Regions from separate parts of the Homo sapiens genome. Here region 1 is linked to region 2. The links are chromatin contacts, found by Hi-C or POLR2A ChIA-PET in ENCODE. All regions are on one chromosome and are shown on one strand. Each heading gives the region's core, a stretch centred on a gene start or an enhancer-like site at or near the end of the contact. The rest is flanking DNA. Distances are from core to core; before and after follow the strand shown.

Evidence for each region. A loop is a pair of places that touch in the nucleus more often than their neighbours do. ChIA-PET counts read pairs that join two places held with the same protein, here RNA polymerase II (POLR2A). Pooled maps may share reads with other maps.
Region 1: a pooled map shows a loop between it and region 2 (4-fold over the local background). The contact joins the enhancer-like site here to the promoter of LIPE-AS1 in region 2. A Hi-C loop is called at or near these places in 4 of 50 pooled maps. POLR2A ChIA-PET finds 5 or more read pairs at or near these places in 3 of 52 experiments (H1, Panc1 and WTC11).

Annotation. Positions count from the first base shown.
Region 1 is chr19:42,495,304-42,500,661 of GRCh38, reverse strand. The region is part of intron 2 of LIPE-AS1 (LIPE antisense RNA 1); the gene reads right to left. Among named protein-coding and RNA genes, the nearest start is that of CEACAM1, 30 kb to the left of the region's middle. Within about 2 kb of position 2,646, at least 7 of the 41 ENCODE cell types and tissues checked have a DNase peak (open chromatin) inside an H3K27ac peak, as active enhancers do.
Region 2 is chr19:42,395,665-42,400,814 of GRCh38, reverse strand. It overlaps LIPE-AS1 (LIPE antisense RNA 1), which reads right to left and starts at 3,667. Exons shown (of 3, transcript NR_073180.1): 1 at 3,591-3,667. It overlaps LOC101930071 (a long non-coding RNA gene), which reads right to left and starts at 3,687. Exons shown (of 2, transcript NR_126041.1): 1 at 3,591-3,687. RefSeq lists enhancers at 2,599-3,282, 3,283-3,966, 3,821-3,980, 4,001-4,140.

The DNA of each region.
Region 1 (5,358 bases), core at 1,397-3,896, 100 kb before region 2:
GCGTGCCTGTAATCCCAGCTACTTGGGAGGCTGGGGCGCAAGAATCACTTGAACTTGGAAGGTAGAGGTTGCAGTGAGCCAAGGTCATGCCACTGCACTGCAACCTGGGTGACAGCATGAGACTCTGTCTCAAAGCAAAAAAAAAAAAAAAAAAAAAAAAGGACCCCCATTTCCTCCTAGCCTAGAAATGTCTGAGTCAAGGATATACCCATTGCCCTCAAACCTCTGGCAATGTTCATACACTGACAATAGCTAGCACCAAAGTTAACCCCTGAAAAACTAAGGTTATCAGAAATTGAAAGGCATTCCAAGAAACCAACCAAATATCAAACAGGACCTTTTCTAGGTTTCTGATTATTTGTTTAACAAACATTTATTGAGGACTTACTATATGTCAAATACTAAGCTAGGTATTAAAGAGAATATGAACATTAAAAAATAAAGTCCTTCTGATTTGGATTCTGGTTCAAACAATCTTACTATTTAAAAAAGAAGAGGAGGGAGGGAAAGAACAAAGGAAGGAATCAAAGAACAAATAAATGAAAAACGGAAAGGAAGAACAATTATAAGGTAATTGCAGAAATTTGATCATTGGCTGGATATTTTATGATATTAAGGAGGAAATAATCTTTTTTTTTTTTTTTTTTTTTTTTTGAGATGGAGTCTCGCTCTGTCACCCAGGCTGGAGTGCAGTGGCGTGATCTCCGCTCACTGCAAGCTCCACCTCCCAGGTTCACACCATTCTCCTGCCTCAGCCTCCCACCACCACACCCGGCTAATTTTTTTGTATTTTTAGTAGAGACGGGGTTTCACTGTGCTAGCCAGGATGGTCTCGATCTCCTGACCTTGTGATTCACCTGCCTTGGCCTCCCAAAGTGCTGGGATTACAGGTGTGAGCCACCGCGCCCAGCCAAGGAGGAAATAATCTTTTACTGTGATAATGTTTTCTGATATGCTTGTGATACTGTTTCTTAAAATGCCCTTGTATTTTAGGAGTAAGTTGAAATATCTACAGATGAAATGATTTGATGTCTATGATTTTCTACAAAATAATTCATGGTTGGAAGGGGGAATATAGATGAGCTAAGATTGAACTGAAATGTTCATCACTGAAGCTGGATGATAAGTACATGTAAACTCATTATATTATTGGCTCTACTTTTATAACTGTTTTCCGAGAATAAAAATTCCTTGCTCTCCAGAAGCTTATAATAAAAGGAGTCAGACATTCCAACAAATAGAATACAATGACAAAGTGTTGGGTAAGCTCCAAGGGCAGCAATGGCTCTGGGATAGGCAGAAGGAGTCAGAGAAGATATCAAAGAAGAGTCCCTCGTTGACCAGAGGCTTTAAGGAAGAGTATCTCAGGCCAAGGAAAGACAAGCGGGTACAAAGGCATGTAGACATGAAGTGGCAGAGCTTCCCCACATGACTTATTAGCAGCTATGTTAGTGTGAGCGTAGGTTCTAGAACCAGACTACCTGTGCTGGAGTTCTGCTTCTGAGTGCCTGCTGTGAGACCTCAGGCAGGCTATGTGTAATGCCTCTGTGCCTCAGATTCTTTACCTATAAAACAAGGATTATAGCAATAGTAATATATACTTCAAGGGGCCGATGTCAGGAGTTGATGAGTTATTTAATGCATAAAATGCTTAGAAGACGGTGGGTAAAAAATAAATGCCAGCTATTAGCAATGGTAGCAGACTCCTAGCCCACAATACCACACATTCTGAAAAATCTCCTCCAATTTGTTAATTTATCTCCTTTTTGTTAGACTGTAAACTTGTAAAATAAGGACTGTGTCTTATTTATCTCTTTATCCCTAAAACCTAGCCTAAGACTATGCCCATAGTAGGCCTTGATCAGGAGTTCTTTCAGGTGTCAGGGTAGGGACCACCAACAGCCTCTGTCTAACTCGCTCTTTATTTCTCCATGTGATACCCTCAATTCCTGAAATTCTCTGGCTTCCTTTAGCTTCCTTCCTGTGTCTAACTCATCCCCTATTCTGCTCCAGGGTTGTTCATTTATAATTATGCCCTCTGGTCCCTCCCCTGGCAAGTGTTCCAGTGCTTCCTCTCCCTCTCCCCACAGATAAGATACTCTCTGAACAGCCTCTGCATTGCTTATTCTGCAATTAGTGAAGGGTGAGGGAGGCTGAACTCCTAGATCATACCTATTTGTGAAAAGTAGAATACTCTGGAAAAGAGAAAAGCAGGTCAGATGGCCAAAGTATAAAGCCTTCTAATGTAGCCCCAGCTTGAGGAAATCCTGTAGACATGTTTGTACCATCAGCTAAAATCTCACTGTAATGTTCTGAGGGTTTAGAAACTGCTAGGGAGGAAGGAGGCATGATGAGCAGGGAGCCCAGCTTTCTATCAATTTTTGCAAACTTCAGTATTTCTTTTTCCTCTGCTAGTAAACGTCCTCATTTTCCCTCAGAGCAGAGTCAGAGAGAAAGAAAATTGAAAGATCCATTTTCATATCCGGAGCCTGAAAACTGAGAACATGCAAGACTACAGATGGCTACTGACTCTACAGATGAAGTAGGAAAGTCAGATGCAGCTCCCTCTGTGTACAAAGTGCCCTCTGCCCTAAGCTGTGATGTGCGGCTGGAACATGATCCCAGTCTCCCCAAGAGTGGGGACTGCTGGTAGATCATTAACTAACTACCCACGAGCAGAAGGAAAAAGAGACCTCTGAAGTACCTCGCTCTACCCATTCTCCCAGTTTCCTCTGAGAGGACAATTCAAGGCCATGTCCCCAGCCTCAGGTTTAAGGGTTCTTTAATACAAAAAGAGTGGGGGAGGGGATCACAAAGCAGAAACAGGACACTGGAGAAAACAGACTGACCATGCTTTGTTTAAAGGTCAAAGTCTTGTGAAGCATGCCAATCTTTCTTCATTGCTTAGGCTCTGTATGATGTGAGCCTTGTCCTGTACTTGGAGCACTATGTGAACCCAGAGCTTTCCTTGCTTGGGGCTAGAGAAATAAAAAGGGGTAACTATTTAAAAAAGGCCAATAAACATAAACAGACTAGCAAGTATCTGAAATCCTAAGTGTGATTATAAGGAAGTGAAACTGATTTTCTTGTAGGCCTCAGACTGGTTTTGAAAGTAACTCTACATGGCAAGTTGACCAAAATATTTTGAGTAATGATGACAGAATTTTTTGAATAGATGTGTATTTATTCCCAGGACAACTACTTTTAAGGTGCCCATATTTATCTGGATATGATATACTTGTTAACAGAATCCTATACCTATAACTCACATGAGTTTCATAACTTTTTTGTCTTAACTTACATAGGACTGAGGAACAGTTTAATACTAGCAGGAGTTTAAATGAGCCAATTTCCCCATTTGAAGCCTTCCTGGTTAATTCCATCAGCCAGCCCTGTTTCGTCCAGAGGAGAAGGAGCAGGAATGGAAATGGACAGAAACAGACATGACATTCTCCCACTTCCATTTAACTCAAGAAGGGCTTTATTATCTTTATTGGAGAATTAGGCTTTGCTTATTCACTGGCTACTTCACATCAGACAGAGAAACTTAATTAATATAAATTATTCAAAGAACCAGCTGTAAAATTTATCACTAAAGTAACAAAGTACAGGGCAAGAGTTATTAGTGCTTCATGCATGTTTCAGCTTATTCTCTAAAGCTCAGCAACTTCTCTCTTCTTAAGAATTGTAAACCCTCCATACTGTCAGAGGTGTTCGAACCAGAGCAACTCCATATTGAACTGGGGCTGGGTAAAATGAGGCTGAGATCTGCTGGGCTGCATTCCCAGGAGGTTAGGCATTCTTAGCTGCAGGATGAGCTAGAAGGTCAACACAAGATACAGGTCACAAATCCCCTGCTGATAAAACAGGATGCAGTAAAGAAGGTGGTCAAAACCCACCAAAACCAACATAGCGATGAAACTGACCTCTGGTTGCTCTCACTGCTCATTATACACTAATTATAATGTATTAGCATGCTAGAAGACACTCCCCCCAGCACCATGGCAGTTTGCAAATGCCATGGCAATGTCTGGAAGTTACCCTATATGGTCTAAAAAAAAAGAGGAGCCCTCAGTTCTGAGAAATCCCTGCCCCTTCCTTGGAAAACTCATGAATAATTCACCCTATATTTAGCACATGATCAAAAAATAACCATAAAAATAGCCAACTAGCAGCACTCAGGGCTGCTCTACCTATGGAGTAGCCATTCTTTTGTTTCTTTACTTCTCTAATAACCTTGCTTTCACTTTATGGACTTGCCCTGAATTCTTTCTTGTGCAAGATCCAAGAACCCTCTCTTGGGGTCTGGATTGGGGCCCATTTCCCATAACATCTTCCAGAGAACCATGAAGGGACAATACTGGAGAGACCCCCGACTCCAAAGGAAAATTATCCATGCAGCACCAATTGGCTGACTCTGGGTAAGTGCTGGGGTACATTTTATCCTGGGTAAAGGACAAAGTTGGGTTAGAGGCCCAACCTGAAAGGGTTAGAATACCTTCTAAGACATAGCGGGTTGTGCTCGCTTCAGCAACACATATACTAAAATTGGACTGATACACAGAAGATTAGCTAAAAATTTTTATATATTAAAAGAGAAAAGGAAGGAAGGAAGGGAGGGAGGGAGGAAGGAAGATGGGAGGGAGGGAGGGAGGGAGGGAGGAAGGAAGATGGAAAGGAAGGAGGGAAAGGGGGAGAGAGGGAGAGAGGGAGGGAGGGAGGGAGGAAGGAAGGAAGGAAGGAAGGAAGGCAGGCAGGCAGGCAGGCAGGCAGGCAGGCAGACAGGCAGGCATAAGGGGTTAAAAGGCCCATCACAGTAAAGGGCAAAGACGCTTGTCTGAACTTGGGTTAAAGGCTCAACTTAGGAAGGTCAGAGTCCCTCCTAAGACATAGGGAGTTAGAGGTCTCCCTTGGTAACACTGTTCTTGGTTAAAAATGGATTTGGTACTACGGGATGTTAACCACTATTCTCTTTGGATTAATCTGCCTTGCGCTCTTTGCTGAAGGCTATGAGTGATAGGATTAGGCATGTACAGGATCGTGGGACACAGGGAGCTTTTTTCTCCCTAAAGGGGGAAACTTGAGAGCCAATGAGACTACCAGAAAAGATCCCTTCAAGACTGACGATCAGCTGCCTGAACATTTGATCCAGTGTCGCTGCAATGGGTGGGTCTTTCCCTGGCCCCCCGAGCTCCTTGCCTCCCCTGCCCTGCTGCAGGCAATGCTTTTCTCCCTCTCCCTTCCCTTTCCTCTCTCTCTCTGTGCGCAAACCAGTTGAATGCATGGTAAAAATCACTTTTTATCTCCTCTGCAAAGTTTTCATTACTGGGAAAAAGGATTTATGAAGCTAATCTTAGG
Region 2 (5,150 bases), core at 2,418-4,917:
TGCAAGCTCTGTCCAGCTGTGACAATCAACTCTTGGACCAACTCTCTGGCCCCTTGTAAGCCCTGAGTTTGGAGTTGAGATGATTTATACCCAAGACATGCCTTCAAAGGGCTTCTGATCCTGGATTCAGAGAGGGTGGAAGAACAGACACAGGCTGTCACAGTCCCCAGGGGTTCCACCTGTGGTAGTCAGGGAGGGCTTCACAGAGGTGGTGATCTGAGCTTGACACTACAGGATGAACAAAAGTCTGCTAGGAAGAAAAAACATGCCAGGTTGTGAGAGCCAGCTGGCAGTGATCAAAGCTGCCACCTGGCTAGAAAAAGCTTCCACCTGACCAGAAGGTCAGGTGCAAAGTGGGGAGGGGCGTGAGGGGCCTGGAGTGGTCAGCAGGAGCAGGGCCTGAAGAGCCTGGAGTACGATTTGGACTAAACTGGAGGGCAGTGGGGAGCCACAGGAGCACTTTGAGCAGGAAAGGGCCAGGGTCAGCTCAGGGCACTGAAAGATCCTGCTGGGACACTGGGGGATGGACAGAAAAGGGCAAAACTGGAGTCCTACAGGCCAAGGAGGATGCCTGAGCTGGGGCAGGAGCCGTAAGGGTAGGGAGTGTAGGTGTAGCATCCCAGAGCCATAAAAGGTGGGAAGGACAGCACCTACTGATGAGGTTACAGGACAGCAAGGGGACAGAGATGACACCCAGGTCTGGCCATGGAAGCAGGTGGACAGTGAAGCTGTCTCTTCAATGGGAGGAGGCTCAGGTGTGTGTGTGACAGGTGGGACCTGTGGAGGGCCATTCTGGACATGGTGAGCTGGAAGGTCTCAGGAAGACAATCCAGGAGACAACAAGGGTCAGAAGTGCAGTCTGGGGCTGGGTGTGGTGGCTCACACCTGTAATCCCAGCACTTTGGGAGGCTGAGGCGGGTGGATCACCTGAGGTCAGGAGTTCAAGACTAGCCCAGCCAACATGGTGAAACACTGTCTCTACTAAAAATACAAAAATTAGCCAGGTGTGGTGGTGCACGCCTGTAATCCCAACTAACTGAGAGGCTGAGGCAAGAGAATCGCTTGAACCTGGAAGGCAGAAGTTGCAGTCGGCCGAGACTGCACCACTGCACTCCAGTCTGGGCAATAGAATGAGACTCTGCCTCAAAAAAAAAAAAAAATGCAGTCTAGGTGGAACCAAGGGACTAGAACCTTTCCAGGAAGCCTGGGCAGGTGGGACAAGCAACAAGAGGGCCAGGACAGAGACAGCCCTGAGGATCACACCCCTAGTAAAGGGGTGGGCGGGGGTGGGCAGTGGAAGGCAAGGCTGGCGGGTTCTAAGGAGCAGCCAGAGAGGGAGGAAGCTGCCCAGGAAGGAGGATGTAGGGTGAAGGGAGTTTCAGGGAGTGGACCAGGTCAGATGAGGATTGAAATGTTACCCTCAGGTGTCAGCAATGAGCAGGTGACCTCAGTGACCTTGTCCAGAGCCACTGCAGGGTCATGGCCGTTAGGCAGCCAGACATAGTGGGTTGAAGAGGGAGTGGAAGGTAAGGGATTGAGCCAGTGGGCGCCACAAGAGAGCCTGATACAGGGCACATGTGTTTAGAGATGATGGACATGTTTGAATGCTGGAGGAGTGGGAGAGACTGAAGATGCAGAAACAAGAAAGCCGTTTCCTCACGGGGTGCGAAGCAAGGGATCCTCAGCTCAGAGGTCCTCGTTCACCCAGCAAGTGACTTCTGAGTCAGGGCCTGTGCTGGGGCAGGGAGCTGTAGCCCAGAACTCTTCCTGAAGGTCCAGATCCACTGGCCTGAGTCACCACTCTCCTTGTCCAACTCATAGAACCCCTTGGTCACCTCTGTCAAAACAGTCACTACCCATCAACCTGCTCCTCTTTTCCTGTCCCCACCTCAGAGATGGCTCCACTGTCCTCCAGACTAGAGCTCTGGGTCTCATGCTGGACAACCCCTTGTCCCATAGCCCATCAATCCCCACTTTCTGTTCTCTCTGCCTCCTGAATCTCCTTATTTATTTTTCTTTCTTTCTTTTTTTTTTTTTTTTTTTTTGAGATAAGGTCTCACTCTTGTGCAGGTTGGAGTGCAGTGGCACCATCTTGGCTCACTGCAGCCTCGACTTCCCGGGCTCAAGTGATCCTCCTGCTTCAGCCTCCTCAGTAGCTTGGACCATAGGCATGCACCACCACACCTGGCTAATTTTTCTTTTTTTTTTTTTTATTTTGAGTCTCACTCTGTGGCCCAGGCTGGGGTGCAGTGGCGCGATCTCAGCTCACTGCAACCTCCCCGTCCTGGGTTCAAGCAATTTTCTGCCTTAGCCTCCCGAGTAGCTGGGATTACAGGTGCCCACCACCAAGCCTGTCTAATTTTTTGCATTTTTAGTAAAGACAGGGTTTCACCATCTTGGCCAGGCTGGTCTTGAACTCCTGACCTCGTGATCCACCCGCCTCGGCCTCCCAAAGTGCTGGGACTACAGGAGTGAGTCACCGCGCCTGGCCACACCTGGCTAATTTTTTGTAGAGATGAGGCTGTCACTATGTTGCCCAGGCTGGTCTTGAACTCCTTGGCTCAAGTGATCTTCCCGCCTCAACTTTCCAAAGTGCTGGGATTACAGACACGAGCCACAGCACCAAGCCTTGCCTCCTGAATCTCTATCTTATCCCCTCGGCCTCTTCCCTGATCCAGGCTCCACTCTCTCCTACCTGAATCCCTGCCAGAGCCACCTCCTGGGCTACTGGCTTCCAGTCTCATTCCTCCAGTTCTGGACCAACTATGACCTTGTCCTCCACTACTCTCAACCCTTCCATGGCTCTCCACTACCCCCTCACCCTCAGGACAAAGTCCAAGCTCCTCAGCCTGGCCTCTGCTCATCTCTTCGGCCTCCTCCAGCCTTACAGTTCCCCTGCTGGCCATACAGACTTGACTGGCCTTCCGCTTAGGCACCTGCACGCAGTACTGCTCCTGCATGCCTCCCTGTCTTTGGTCACGCTGAAACACCCTCCCCACACCCATTTTGCCTGGCATCTCCACTTTGCCTGGCACCTTCTGCTCCTCCAAGATCCAGCTCCAATGGCCCCTCCCCTGGAAACCCTTTCCCGACCACGCCAAACTCAAAAAAGTCTCTCCTGGGCTCCCACCGTCTCCGCACACCCATGCCCATCAACGTCCATCCTCCCATCTGACCCGGGCTCCTTGAGGGCACGGCCCAGGCCTGACTCATCTTGGTCACCAGCATCGCCCAGCACGAGGCTTGGCACACCAGAAGCCTCAGGAAATGTTTGTCTAACTAATAGGTGGGAGAGTGTGTGAGTGAGTGGCTAGACGAGGGAATCCGTGAGTGAGAGAATTGAGGGCAGGAAGGGCAGAACGGATGAAGGAACAGGAAGGCAGGAGCAGACGAGAATCAGGCTTAGGGTGGGAGGAACGGATGGATGAATAACAGATCCAGTATCCCGGTCTCAGTTTCTCCAAGAAAGCAAGATGGGTTCGCCGGGACTGAGCTCCTCCCCCCTCCGCCTCAAGCCTCACTAAGCCTCACGGTTTTCCACCCGAGCTATGTGCAGAATCCTAATACTAGGCGTGCTGGAAAGGGCTTACCCGGCCAGACTCGGAGAACCCGTTCCCTCGCGAGCCCGCTCGGGCCTCTGCGGAGTGGACCAGGATTCCGATCCCTCAGGTTCCGGGTCTATTGGCCGACTGACTGGGCCTGGCAGAGACTGGCGTCTCCGAAAGCCTATCGCTGCCCGAGTTGGGCTGTGGGCCCCGCCTACCAGGCAAAGGGTCCTGAGTGGCCCAGGGAGGTAGAAGGCCGAGTGTCCATTGGCTGGAAGATAGTGACTGACGTCATGGATAGCTTTCGCCGCCAGACTCCAAAGAAGCGCCTCGCGTGTCGGACCCGCCTCCGGAGGGACTGAGTCGGGGTGGGAGCCCTGGGCGTAGACGGTCGCAGAATGGTCGTGAATGGAGTTTCTGGCCCCACATACCTAGGCTGTTTGCTGACCCGATCCTTGGGTCTTGAGGAAGGTTGGGGATTTGAGAGTTCAGACTCCTTGGTTCTGAAGGAGGAGAAGTCTGGGACCCGAGGAAGGAGGGACTAGGGGCCCGGACTCCTGGGTCAGAGGGAGGAGGGGGCTGGAAACCTGAAGGTTTGGTGTCTAGGAGCGGGAACTCCGGGATCTTGAGTCACTCGCCCGCCCAGGGATGACAGGTTTGGGGTTCAGGATTTTATGAGGCTATTTATGGGAAGGGAGCCAGGCCTTACCCCCAGGCAAGTGTTCTGGGTAATGAGGCGGAGCTTGTAATGGAGAGGGAGAAGGAAGAGGCTCAGGGGAAGCTCTGGCCTGGATATGCCCTTTCCTCATCCCGAAAAGGGAAGTCAGAGGCAGGTGCTGTCTGCAAAAGGAACCCAGAGCTAGAGGAGACTGGAGACTCACGTGAGACTAAGAGAAAAATAGAGATACCAAAGGGGAGATGGCAAAAATAAAACAGTAATAATAACAGAGCTCTCTTGTACTGAGTTTACTGTGGCCTGGTTCTGTGCTGAGCATTTTACATAATTATCTCATGTCTTCCTCGCCACAGCTCTGAGAGATTGGATTATTATTAGTAGTATTATCCCCAGTTTACAAGTGAGAAAATTGAGGCCTAGTGAGGGAGAATCCAGATACAGATGTAAAGATACAAGAGAGACACAAAACATAGATGGAGATAAACAAAGAGTTACAGGCCCAGAGAGAAAAAAGAAAACGCAGGCAACAAACAAAAGGAGAGGGGCTGAGAGCTGGGACTCCTGGGGCTGGGGAACTGGAGAGCTGGGGACCCGGACTCCTGGGTCCTGGGGAAAGCAGGTCCAAGGATGGGGTCTCCCAGATATTTTCTCCCGTGAATCCACGATACTAAGCTTGTCCAACCCTTCTGACTGTGGGCGTGAGCCTGGTTGGGGTCGAAAATAGTGATTAGGAGGTGCACTTGCATCATGAGCCTATTAGGAGGTGATAAGAACATGATTCATGGCGGTCTCCTTCGCCTGGAAGGGACCTTTCCCCCATGGCCTCTGTTCTTTGATCTGGACAGATCTGGCCTTCTCTGTCCCTCCCCATCACTGCATCTCGGTCACTCAGAACTGTCACTGAGGCCCATTGTGGAGGCAGTGGGCCA